Linked DNA regions of Homo sapiens: region 2 is linked to region 1. A link is a contact called in ENCODE Hi-C or POLR2A ChIA-PET data. All regions are on one chromosome and are shown on one strand. Each heading gives the region's core, a stretch centred on a gene start or an enhancer-like site at or near the end of the contact. The rest is flanking DNA. Distances are from core to core; before and after follow the strand shown. Region 1 has its middle 100 kb from the start of DIP2C. Region 2 overlaps DIP2C (disco interacting protein 2 homolog C).

Region 1 (5,629 bases), core at 3,100-5,599:
ACCGACATTGCCTAGGACCGACATTGCGTAGGACCGACATTGGGTAGGACCGACATTGCGTAGGACCGACATTGGGTAGGACCGACATTGGGTAGGACCGACATTGCGTAGGACCGACATTGGGTAGGACTGACATTGCGTAGGACCGACATTGCCTAGGACCGACATTGCGTAGGACCGACATTGGGTAGGACCGACATTGCGTAGGTCCAACATTGGGTAGGACTGACATTGCGTAGGACCGACATTGCCTAGGACCGACATTGCGTAGGACCGACATTGGGTAGGACGGACATCTTGACGGTATTAGGTCCTCTGATTCTCTATTTAGGTCTTAATGTCACTGTTTCACTTAATTTCAGTGTTTGGTAGTCAACATACTCAAGTCTTACACACCTTTTGTTAAATTTATCTGTAGAGATTTCATATTTTGATGTGATTTTTTCCATTGCTTAACTGTTCATTGCAAGCATATAGAAATATGGTTGGTTTTTTAATATTGAATTTATTTTCCTTCAACTCTCAGAGCTGGTTCCAAGCCTGACTTTTATTCACTGTTGCCTCTGAACACCTGGGTTGAATCTTCTACTCTCTGCATCCTTTGAACTTGTTTAAAATGTGCATGAGCAGCTGTCCCCTGCCCATTTTACGGAGTAGTGAGGGTCGAAGGAGCCCTTTGAGAAGGAAGCATTCTAGGCCTAAAGTACTAAATTGTTTACACAAATATCACAGATCCTGGTCCACCCAGGCCCTAGTGCTCGGCCAGCATTTGGTCCTGTGACAGAGCTGAGCACCAGGGGAAAGTCGGAAGAACTGTTTAAAAATGCTTAATAGCATGGTTCAAAGTTGTGTGCCATTTTTTCCTCAGACTCGTTTACTTTAAGGAAACAAAGCTATAGAGGGTGAGTGCTAGATGGGAAAACCATGGCTGTGGCTCCGTTTTTGAAGTCTGCAACATGTTACACCATTTCTTCTGGTTTCCAGCCCCTTCTCATCCCATTTATGTTTTATTTGGACTGTTTTTGATACACCAGAAATCAGTGACAGCAATAGAACAGCTGTTATCCAGCAGCCCTGACTTAATTTGACACAGCAGTGACTCAGAGTGTGGTCTTTCGGTGCAGCTATCTCCAACAATAAGCATGAAAAGAAACATTAGAGAGCTTTTAAAACACTTTTATTTTTAAGGTTTTTTTTTTTTTTTTTTTTTTCTGAGACACGGTCTTCTTCCATCGCCCAGGCTGGAGCGCGGTGGTGCCATCATGGCTCACTGCAGCCTCCATCTCCCGGGCTCAGTGGATCCTCCCACCTCAGCCTCCCGAGTAACTGGGACTACAGGGGTGCACCATTACACCTGGCTAAAAATTTTAAATATTTAGTAGTGTTCTGTTTTCTAATTCATGTTATTCCCGTGGATGGCCCAGTCCTGAGGGCCACCCCTGCCCAGTGGTGCTCAAGGCTTCACAAGACCTGACCCTTCCCAGTGAACGCTGACTATACTGGGGCCGAGCATTTGACTGCAACACAGCCAGTTCACATGCTGGTAAGCAGCCTGGGACCTATGCTTGTGAGTGAAGACTGGGCCACCAGGTCTGTATTATCAGGTGAACACCCAGAGAGGCACACAGACCCTGTGTGAGCAGACGTCGTGGTGGGAGAGGAAGGGGCCCCACACAGCTGCCCCGCACCCACAACCCTGATGGACAAGCTGTGCCCACCTTTTTGGGAGGACCGACGCCCTGCAGTCTGATCAATACCCGCAGCTCTTGGCCGTTGGCTGTGTCACAGCTGCCTGGAGGCCTGGCCCCTAGATTTCTGATGAAGAACTGACTTTGAGAACTACTGCTCTACAAAGATGACAATCCAGTTTTATTGTTGACATATCACTAGTGAGTCGGCGTGATCTGTTTGGCAACTAGGTGCCTGCACACAGGCACACATACATGCACACCCAGGTAGATGCGCACACATCTGTGCTCACTCAGATGCACACACAGGCACACGTACGTGCACACCCAGGTAGATGCACACACAGGCACATGTACGTGCACACCCAGGTAGATGCACACACAGGCACACATAAGTGCATACACAGGCACAGACATGCACACACAGGCACACACATGTGCACACACAGATGTGAACACATACATGCACACACGCACAAATACATGTACACACACTGGCAGACACAGGAATGCATGCACGCACTCATACATGTACACATACACATGCATGCACACACTCATAGATGTACATAGAGACACAGGTACACATACACGCACACAGGTGCACACATGCACACACATGCACACTCACTGGGCTGGACTGGGGGGCAGGTGTGGGCTTCAGTGCATCTGCATCTGGATCCTCCATAGCTGTTCCTGGCTCCAGGCTTGCCTGTGGCTCAGTGACTCAGAACCACCTGGGAAAACTGTAAAGCTGGGGTGCTCGGCTCCCTGGGGGTCTGGCCTAGCTGGTCCGGTGGCAGGGTTGGAGTGCACTGGGAGCTCTGCGGCAGACCCTGCACAACTCTGTGACTCGCTGGCAACAGGCTCGCCTTGTCTCGACTCCTTGCCTCGACTCCTGCCTGTCCTTCCTTCCTCTGTGAAAGGCACGTCACAGTCCAGTCCTCCTCAAAGTGTGGCCCAATCCGCATCCCCTGGGTGCTGTCAGAGCTGCAGACACCAGGCCCGGCCCTGTGCTCAGGCAAGTCCCTGAGACAGGGATGCGTGGCTGAGACGCCGACAGACACATCTCTTGGAGGCTTTGAGAAGGAGCCGATGGCTGTCCCTAGCAGAGAACGACCCTTCAACCCAGGCAGGAAGCCCATCTGAGACTCCATGTGCTGGACCCCAGTGCCTGTGCTATGGCGTCTCATCACAGACACTAGTGCGCAGGCTGGTGATACAGATGCCGCGGCCAGCCTGGAAGGAGCCGCCTTGGGGACGAAGATACTTCTGAGGACCCCTGGAGGCCTCTTTCTTCCTGGCCCCTGGCTGGCCTCACCCTTAGATGACGGTGCTGGAGGAGGGGAAGTGCAGTGCAGCGGACACAGATGGTGGTCCAGGTAAGAAGCGTCACCCCGACAGTGCCTGGGGGCCCAGCTCAGGGATGCCTGCTGCAGACCACCTTTCCTAGAAGCTCCACCTGAAAGGTTTTTTTTGAGACAGGCTCTGTTGCCCAGGCTGGAGTGCAGTGGCATGATCTTGGCTTACTGCAGCCTCGAACTCCTGGGCTCAAGTGATCCTCCCACCTCAGCCTCCTAAGCAGCTGGGACCACAGGTGCACACCACCATGCCTGGCTAATTATTTTTGTAGTACAGGGTCTTGCCGTCGAACTCCTAGCCTCCCGAAGCACTGGGATTACAGGTGTGAGCTGCCATGCCCAGCCCTGAATGGTTTTTAAGGCGTGCACACACAGTCTTAGAGCTGGATTTTTCCAAAGCCGGCTATTTCAGCCCTGCTCCACGGGCTCGTCAGGTCCCTTTGACTAGGGGTCTGTGGCTGCCAGAAACAGGTTTGGAGGCCGGGACGTGACCTCCTGCTGAGGGCTGACCAGCTTGCTGGGGAGAGACCCGGCAGGGAGACTCACTGGCCCTACAGCTTGCTGGGGAGAGACCCGGCAGGGAGACTCACTGGCCCTACAGCTTTCCCTGCAGCTGGGCCTGGCGCAAAGCAGCTCAGACTTCAGCCTCGCAGGCCACACCCCTCCCCATCGGTGACTGCTGCCCTGAGTGAGGCCGGCACACGGCCCCCTCCTGCGTTGTCTCCAGGTCTCTGTCCACTGATCTCTATCCTGGCAGCCTCTGCCCTGCCTCGCCAGTGCCTGCTGGAGGTCAGGGGGCGGCTGTGGGCCTGGGCACGTGAGGGGCAGTGACTGTGCCCGCTTGGATGTGTGCATGGAGTGGGCAGTGCAGGAGCCCAGCGAACAAGGAGCATGGGGCTGGCATTTGGCCTGGGAGGCCTGGCGCATCTTCCTCTTCCTGCCCTCAGCGCCTCTGCTCCGCTTTCTAGCCATGTCGCACTCGGGGATAAAACCGAGGACATTTGGGGAAATTCTTGGCATCACGTATTGGAAAGGCAAAGGGGTCCCAGGCTCCATCTTCGGGTGCTGTGGCCTGAACTGTGGAGCTCAGACCTCCCCACGCCCCGGTTGCCTCGTGCAGACAATTGGGCCAGGAGGGGGTTCTGCATGCGGCAGATCCAGCCACTGCCAGGGCACCCAGAACCACGCGCGCAGGTTCAGTGTCAGTGCCAGAGAAGCCCGGCCCAGCCGTCCCTGTCCGTGTGGTTGTGGCTTCAGCAGACCTGCCAGTGGCCAGTGCTGCCTCACGAGGGCGTCTGTGGCCAGGCTCACCAGAGACTGGAAAGTTCCCGGAGGACAGGGGGACGGACACCACGCCAGCTGGAGCGATCTTCTGGTGACGAGGCGGCTCCACCATCCAGTGGCAGCTCCTTGATGTTCTTACTGTCATCGTCCCCAAAAATCCCAACAGAATTCCACGTCAGGAAACAAAAAGGAAAGACACACCCGTGGCGAAGGCCCCAGCCCCACCCCCTGCCCAGATAGACAGCCATCGGCGTGCGACAGAGACCCAGGAGAGGCTCCCTTGCCCCCTGCGTCCACACTGGGTGAGCCTGCAGCGCTGGGCAGGGCACCATGGACACCTGGCGAGGAAACGCAGCGGCAACATCTGCCTGCGCAGCCTGTGGCGGGGGCTGGTGTCGAAGGGCGCATGGGCCTTGCAAAGGGGCCCCAGCCAGCGCCCCCTGGCCCCGGAGCAGAGCTCTGCAAGGTAGGACTTCCCCGCGGCCTCCCAGGGCCATGTTTGGTTTTGCTGCCATTCTGGGAAGGCTGTGTGCCTCGCAGTTGTGCTCTGGGCCGAGTTTGTCTTCCTGACCCGTCACAGCAGCCTCAGCACTTTAATCCCGTCCAACGTGGCAACATCAAGGCACGTCCGTCAGGGGGACCTTTGAGCCCAGCGGGGCCAAGCGGCCTCCCAGCTGGAGCGCACAGAGGACAGCCAAGCCGACGTCCCCCTGCCCCAGAGTGGCCTCTGGAGCCAGCGCTGTCTCGGCAAAACATCACCCACCAAGTTATGTTCATGTTGGTTTTTAATTACATTTGTTTTATTTGCGGCTATTCGGCTTTATGGCGGAATACAAGTCAGCAAGAGCTTGTGCCCAGTTTTATTAAGCTGTTTGTACAGCATAAGTAGCCATTAAATCAAAACCCTGGGCAGTGGCAAGACTTTCGTTTCTGTTAAAGAGGGTCTGTGTGTGATTTCAGTCTGAGAAACACTGGGCCCCCGTGCTCCACGGTGACCACCTGCCACACGTGGGTGGTTTGGCAAGAGAAGCCATGTGGTGTTTCCTCCGAGTCCACACCAGGATGATGGTGCGTTAGCGATATGTGGTCAGAGGACACATCACCGTCAGAATTAACCCCGCCCGTCTCACGTTGCTTTTTAATGTGACTCCCAGGAAGCCTAGGATCCCCTGCGCAGCGCGTTCTGTGTATGGAGCAGCAGCACGAGCTGAGGCTCTGCTCCCGGTCCTTCCCTAGACCCCCTGCAGCTGCTGCCACCCTGGGTGCTGACCCTCCAGCCAGGGGTCTCGGCTTGGG
Region 2 (5,609 bases), core at 797-3,296, 130 kb after region 1:
CTGGGATGCAGGGCTGTGGAATTTCTGCTGTGTTCCATGAAGGGTTAAAGCATTCCAGGGAAGGAGATTCTGAGATCTCCCTTTTTAAAGACACTTTTAGTCAGGGAAGTGCTTTCCAGCCATGTCCGTCTGTTCTCTCCTGGGATGGACAGGGCAGCTACTGTCCCTGTTCCCGAGCCTCAAAAGCCATTACGAAGTTCCAGCCAGGCCTTTACTTTCCCAATCCTATTTCAGCTGATCTCAGCCTTCCCTTGTAGATCTTTCTATTCATTTAGTTGGCATCCTTGCTTTCTTGTACCATCTCCCAGTTTTCCACAGTTTATTTACACTGGACATAGAATTGCAACAGAAACTCACCCATGCTGAGGTAGGGCTGCCCCAGGGATCTCCCCCTCTGCAGACCAGGCTGCCCACTGGAGAGTGGTATCACTGGGTCACGGTCACCATCTGCCCCAGCAGGGTCCAGAGTGTTTAGAGTCTTTCCTGGACATAGAAACCCTTTTGTGTGACGTTCAGATAAAACCAATCAGCATGTTCTGTTAATCACAGAGGTCGGAGCTGAGAACCATTAGCGTACATCCACCTCTCCCGAGAGTGTTCACGCCTCTTCCACGTGGGGCTAGGCTGCTGCTGAGTGTGGTTCTGCTGGCTGTGGGTGTGGCCTCTTTCCTCAACCACAGCCATCGCAGGCCTGCCACAGTTTTGGTTCTTCTAAAAGAGAATAGGCAACACAAGAGAAATAAGATAAGTTAGATTTGAAACCTTTAAAAATTATTTCCTCAAACATTGTATATATTTTCTGCCCATACCTAATTTGATAACAATTTTAAAAAGATGAAAAAGAAAAAAAAATTCCCCCATATCAAGTCTTTGAAAGGCATCCATCTTAGTTTTTATCCAATCAATTACTCTCTCTTTGGAGTCATATTTTATTGGTTTAAGTAATGTGTAACAAGTACACTGGCATAAACAGATTTAGGAGCAAACACAGCTGCTTCATGATTAGCGTTCAGCTCGCGGGGCCCAGCTGTGGGGGTGCAGCCTGTGCCTGCCTGTGCGCCAATAGGGCTGGTCACCTTGAACATCCAGGAGTGTCTGGGTGAGTGAGGTCTGGGCAAGGCAGCATCCATACACCTGCGTAGTTCTCACTTTGTCCGCGTTATCTGGCAATGCCACAAAATTATCAAGCAAGTGTTCTCCAAGTGCGTATTCACTTAGCGTTTGGAAAGTGCATAGGTACCTCATACAGTACCTTCAGGAGGAGCTAGGAACCCAGGAATGAGAGCAGGTGTGAGGCCTGTACTCTTTGTGTATAGATAAAATATGCATGTGCCTATCTGAGGGCAGAAAGTTAGATTGGGGTCAGAATGTGGAAGTCCTTACCTGTCAGATACTAGGAAGCCACTGAGGGCTTCGGAGAGAATCGTGCCTTTGATGTGCGGTATGCTGTGGAGCCACGGGGGACAGGCCAGGCTCCTGCGGGGCACTCGCCATGGCGAGAGGAGGAGAGAAGGCAGCCAGTGAGCTGAGCGATTCAGTGCCTGGGTCAGGAGGGGAAGAGGGAGTGCAGGAAGGCAGATGAAGCTGTGAGTCTACACCCTGAGGTCGGCGTTGTGCTTTGCTGGAAATCAGGAGGAGAAGCAAGTGTGGACCTGATTCAGAGATACTTAGAGACACCACCGCAAGCTGCGAGTTTGGAAATATGGAAGGAGGCTTGGGGAAAATCCGGACCAGGGTGGATTTGGGAGCCTCCTACATAGAAGTGCAGGTCAAGGAGCCAGAGTGTGAGGTGTGCATGTCGGGAGAGAGGAGGCCAAAGGAAAGCCCACATTTGGAAATGGAGGAAGGGTCGGAAGACCCAGAAAAGGCCCTGCTTAGAGTCCAGAGAAGAGCTGCACGGTGCAGTTCCCTAAAGCCCAGAGCCGAGAGTTTCCAGGACAAAGTCCCAAGTGTTGCTGAAAACCAGGGGGTGGGACTCCAGCTGGAGGCAGCGAGGGGAGCCTGGTGGCCCTGATTCCTGGGAGCAGCCAGAGCCTGGGGGTCACGGCGGAAGCTGGTGAGAAGCGCAGGGAGCAGGTGGAGATGGTCCTTCGAGGCCTGGAGCCTCACACGGGTAGCCAGCCGTGGACCAAGACACAGCTGAGGAGGGGCCTCAACCCAGAGCGTCTCCAGGTGGAGGAGGGAGCCAGGAAGGGCAAAGGTACACGGAAGAAAGGGGGCAGGCATGGAGCCAGGTCCCCAGGGAGGCTGCAGTCTTCTCTCTCTGTTCAGGGACTGGTTGTTGGTTATTCTGAGTTCTCAAAGTCATCCACTCGGTGCGGTCCAGAGAAAGATCCCAGGGGCCTCAAGCCTGGAGCAGGCCTTGTGCTTTTCCCAACACTGTGCGTGTTGACTCAGGGTTACTGTCAATGGCTAATTCTAGTGTGTCTTTTGTTGAAGTCTGCAGAAAAGCCTCAACCAGCACCAGCTTTTGAAGGACTTACAAAACTTGTGTTCTTCTGATTCTGGGATTTTTGCCTGAAATGCCTCGTATATTTTTGGCTAGGTGTTGTTAGCACTTGTGTTACGGCATTTGGAGCTCTGTATTTTTGTGATGTGCTAGCTGTGAGGATGTTTAAAATTAGATTCCTAGAAATCAGGTTATAGGAGCTCTCGGCCACGCTTCATGGGTTATGTTTTGACACCTCATAGTGGATCCCGTTGCGGTGGCTATTCTTAGTATTTGTGGAACACCTGACTCTTGATGCTAGGAGAATGTTATTTGTTTTCTTTGTAAGCCTAAAGTCTAATGACCTTGTAGAGTCTTTATACCCATCTCTTATAAATCAGCTTTAATATGCTTGAAAAAGTCCTCATTGTGCCCTTGAAAAGCAGGTGCACATTTTAAAAGTCATCCTTTTAAAATCCTTTTCTCCAGTCTGTGCCCTTTGTCTGTTTCGTTTCCTTCACTGCAACATCATGAAACAGGGACAAGAGCTAGAATCTGTTTCATACACAGAGCTTGAAACAGGGACAAGGGCTAGAATCTGTTTCATACACAGAGCTTGAAACAGGGACAAGGGCTGGAATCTCCATTTCATACACAGAGCTTGAAACAGGGACAAGGGCTAGAATCTCCGTTTCATACACAGAACTTGAAACAGGGACAAGGGCTAGGATCTCTGTTTCATACACAGAGCTTGAAACAGGGACAAGGGCTAGAATCTCTGTTTCATACACAGAGCTTGAAACAGGGACAAGGGCTAGAATCTCCGTTTCATACACAGAACTTGAAACAGGGACAAGGGCTAGAATCTCTGTTTCATACACAGAGCTTGAAACAGGGACAAGGGCTAGAATCTCTGTTTCATACACAGAGCTTGAAACAGGGACAAGGGCTAGAATCTCTGTTTCATACACAGAGCTGAACTGGGCTGAGCGACCTGCTCTGCTGACGTCTGTTTCTGTCATGAGAGGGAACCTAGGCCTCTTGACATTTCCTTTTGTACATTTTCAAAAAGATTATTTTTTCCTCTCTCTGGTCCGTTCCACTGTGAGATTCTCTCCTAAGGCTGTTTCTTTGCCTTCCATTTTGACAACTATGATTTAGTTTCCGAGATGATGAAAGGGTAGTAAAAAGGCCTGGGAAAGAGAAAGCAGGAAGGGAAGGAATTATCTCATGATTTTAGTCAGAAGGAAATCACTCAGACAGAAACGCTTTTACAAGTGGTCAGATCCCGGGAAGTGGGATTGAATAAGTGGCATCGTATCACACAACCCTGTTTTACATTCTTGCTGTTGCCAGGGGTAACGAAAAGAACGAGTATATTCATTCCGAGGTCAAATATATATCTTTGCTGACTCTGACTATAATTAGCAGAATTCGTTCAATTCAAGTTTGAGAATACCTTTACAGAAGAGGGTCTTCAGGCATGTGTGCCTATTTCTATTCGTATGTTCACATGTATTTGAGTATGAATGTGTGTATGTGTGCTGTGTGTGAGACCTCATTATTTGAAATCAAGAAATGTGCAGTAAAGTAGAGTTTATTAATTACAAGAAGTTACATTTGGGGGATAAACCATTTTGTATAGAATTGAATAATGGGGTCTTTGAGGGGTGTATATATGTATGTGTGTTTGCATTTATGTGTATGAAAGTGTGTATTGCATGTATATGTGTTGTGCATGTATGTGTCTTGGTACTGTACAGATGCATGCATGTGTATATGTGTGCATGTGTATTTGTGTTGTATGTATGTGTGTGCATGTGTTACATGTTTAGGCATGACATCGCACACATGTGCAAGTATGCATGCGTGGATGCTCCTGTGTATATAGTTATAAATGTATATGTGTGCATGTTATGTGTATGCATTTACATATGTTTGTGTGTGCCAGAATGTATATGCATGAACATGTATGTATATGCATGTGTGTTTGAGTGTTGTATGTGCATGTATGTGTTACATGTTGGTATTATGAATGTGATTATGTGAATGTGTGTGCATGTGTGAATGTGTGTATTGCATGTATGTGTGTGTGCGCATGTGTGTGTGTGAGATATGTGTCTGTGCATGCATGCATATGCACATTTGATTTGTGAGTCCTCTCTGGGAGGGCCATGTTCCTGGAGAGAGTGCATGGGATCCTCCGCTGTCCTCTCAGGGAGAGAGATATTTTAAAGGTTTGAGCCATTAGGTAAACACGCCTGATGCTCTATAAAATATATATTTACATATACCATTGGGGTTAAATATATGTTAAATGGGTGCAAAGCTGTTATATTGCATTAAAAGTCATGTTAATACTTCCTTGTTAAAGGCTTTGTGAATGATTTCCTGCACATGAAACATAATACACCACACAGAATTACAGTGGGTCAGTGGTGATATTTGCCAGGAGGTCTGGCTAATGATTGGTATTTCTAGTTGCAGACATGCAGTTTGAGCTTTTCTGGACTTAAAGGAGGGTCACTGACTGCCCACTGAATGATGCCAGCAGCTCTGCCTCATTCTGTCGGCTTCATCCAGAGCTGGGACAGCTGCTCTCAGATGGATTGTACTTTTCTCTCCATAAAGGTCTGCAGCATTTGTTAGCAGTCCAGTAGCAGACCCAGCGGCAGGTCCAGGGTCAGGTCCAGTGTCAGGTCCAGCGGCAGGTCCAGGGGCAGGTCCAGGGGCAGGTCCAGTGTCAGGTCCAGCATCAGGTCCAGCGGCAGGTCCAGGGACAGGTCCAGGGGCAGGTCCAGGGGCAGGTCCAGCATCAGGTCCAGCATCAGGTCCAGCGGCAGGTCCAGCGGCAGGTCCAGGGGCAGGTCCAGGGACAGGTCCAGTGTGAGGTCCAGGGACAGGTCCAGCGGCAGGTCCAGCGTCAGGTCCAGGGACAGGTCCAGCGGCAGGTCCAGGGGCAGGTCCAGGGACAGGTCCAGCATCAGGTCCAGTGTCAGGTCCAGCGTCAGGTCCAGGGACAGGTCCAGGGACAGGTCCAAGGGCAGGTCCAGGGGCAGGTCCAGGGTCAGGTCCAGTGGCAGGTCCAGCGGCAGGTCCAGCGGCAGGTCCAGGGACAGGTCCAGGGGCAGGTCCAGGGGCAGGTCCAGGGACAGGTCCAGTGGCAGGTCCAGCGGCAGGT

The links. A loop is a pair of places that touch in the nucleus more often than their neighbours do. ChIA-PET counts read pairs that join two places held with the same protein, here RNA polymerase II (POLR2A). Pooled maps may share reads with other maps.
Region 2: a loop to region 1 is called in a map of posterior vena cava, with 2.7 times the contacts of the local background. The contact joins two enhancer-like sites. A Hi-C loop is called at or near these places in 1 of 168 maps with a recorded cell type or tissue (posterior vena cava) and 2 of 50 pooled maps. POLR2A ChIA-PET finds 5 or more read pairs at or near these places in 1 of 52 experiments (MCF 10A).

Annotation. Positions count from the first base shown.
Region 1 is chr10:788,316-793,944 of GRCh38, reverse strand. No RefSeq gene overlaps it. Among named protein-coding and RNA genes, the nearest start is that of DIP2C, 100 kb to the right of the region's middle. RefSeq lists a cis regulatory region at 4,971-4,984 and enhancers at 4,906-5,050, 5,346-5,629. Within about 2 kb of position 4,349, at least 7 of the 41 ENCODE cell types and tissues checked have a DNase peak (open chromatin) inside an H3K27ac peak, as active enhancers do.
Region 2 is chr10:657,893-663,501 of GRCh38, reverse strand. The region is part of intron 1 of DIP2C (disco interacting protein 2 homolog C); the gene reads left to right. It overlaps DIP2C-AS1 (DIP2C antisense RNA 1), which reads right to left. Exons shown (of 4, transcript NR_187391.1): 3 at 1,384-1,476; 4 at 1-711. Among named protein-coding and RNA genes, the nearest start is that of DIP2C-AS1, 11 kb to the right of the region's middle. Within about 2 kb of position 2,046, at least 11 of the 41 ENCODE cell types and tissues checked have a DNase peak (open chromatin) inside an H3K27ac peak, as active enhancers do.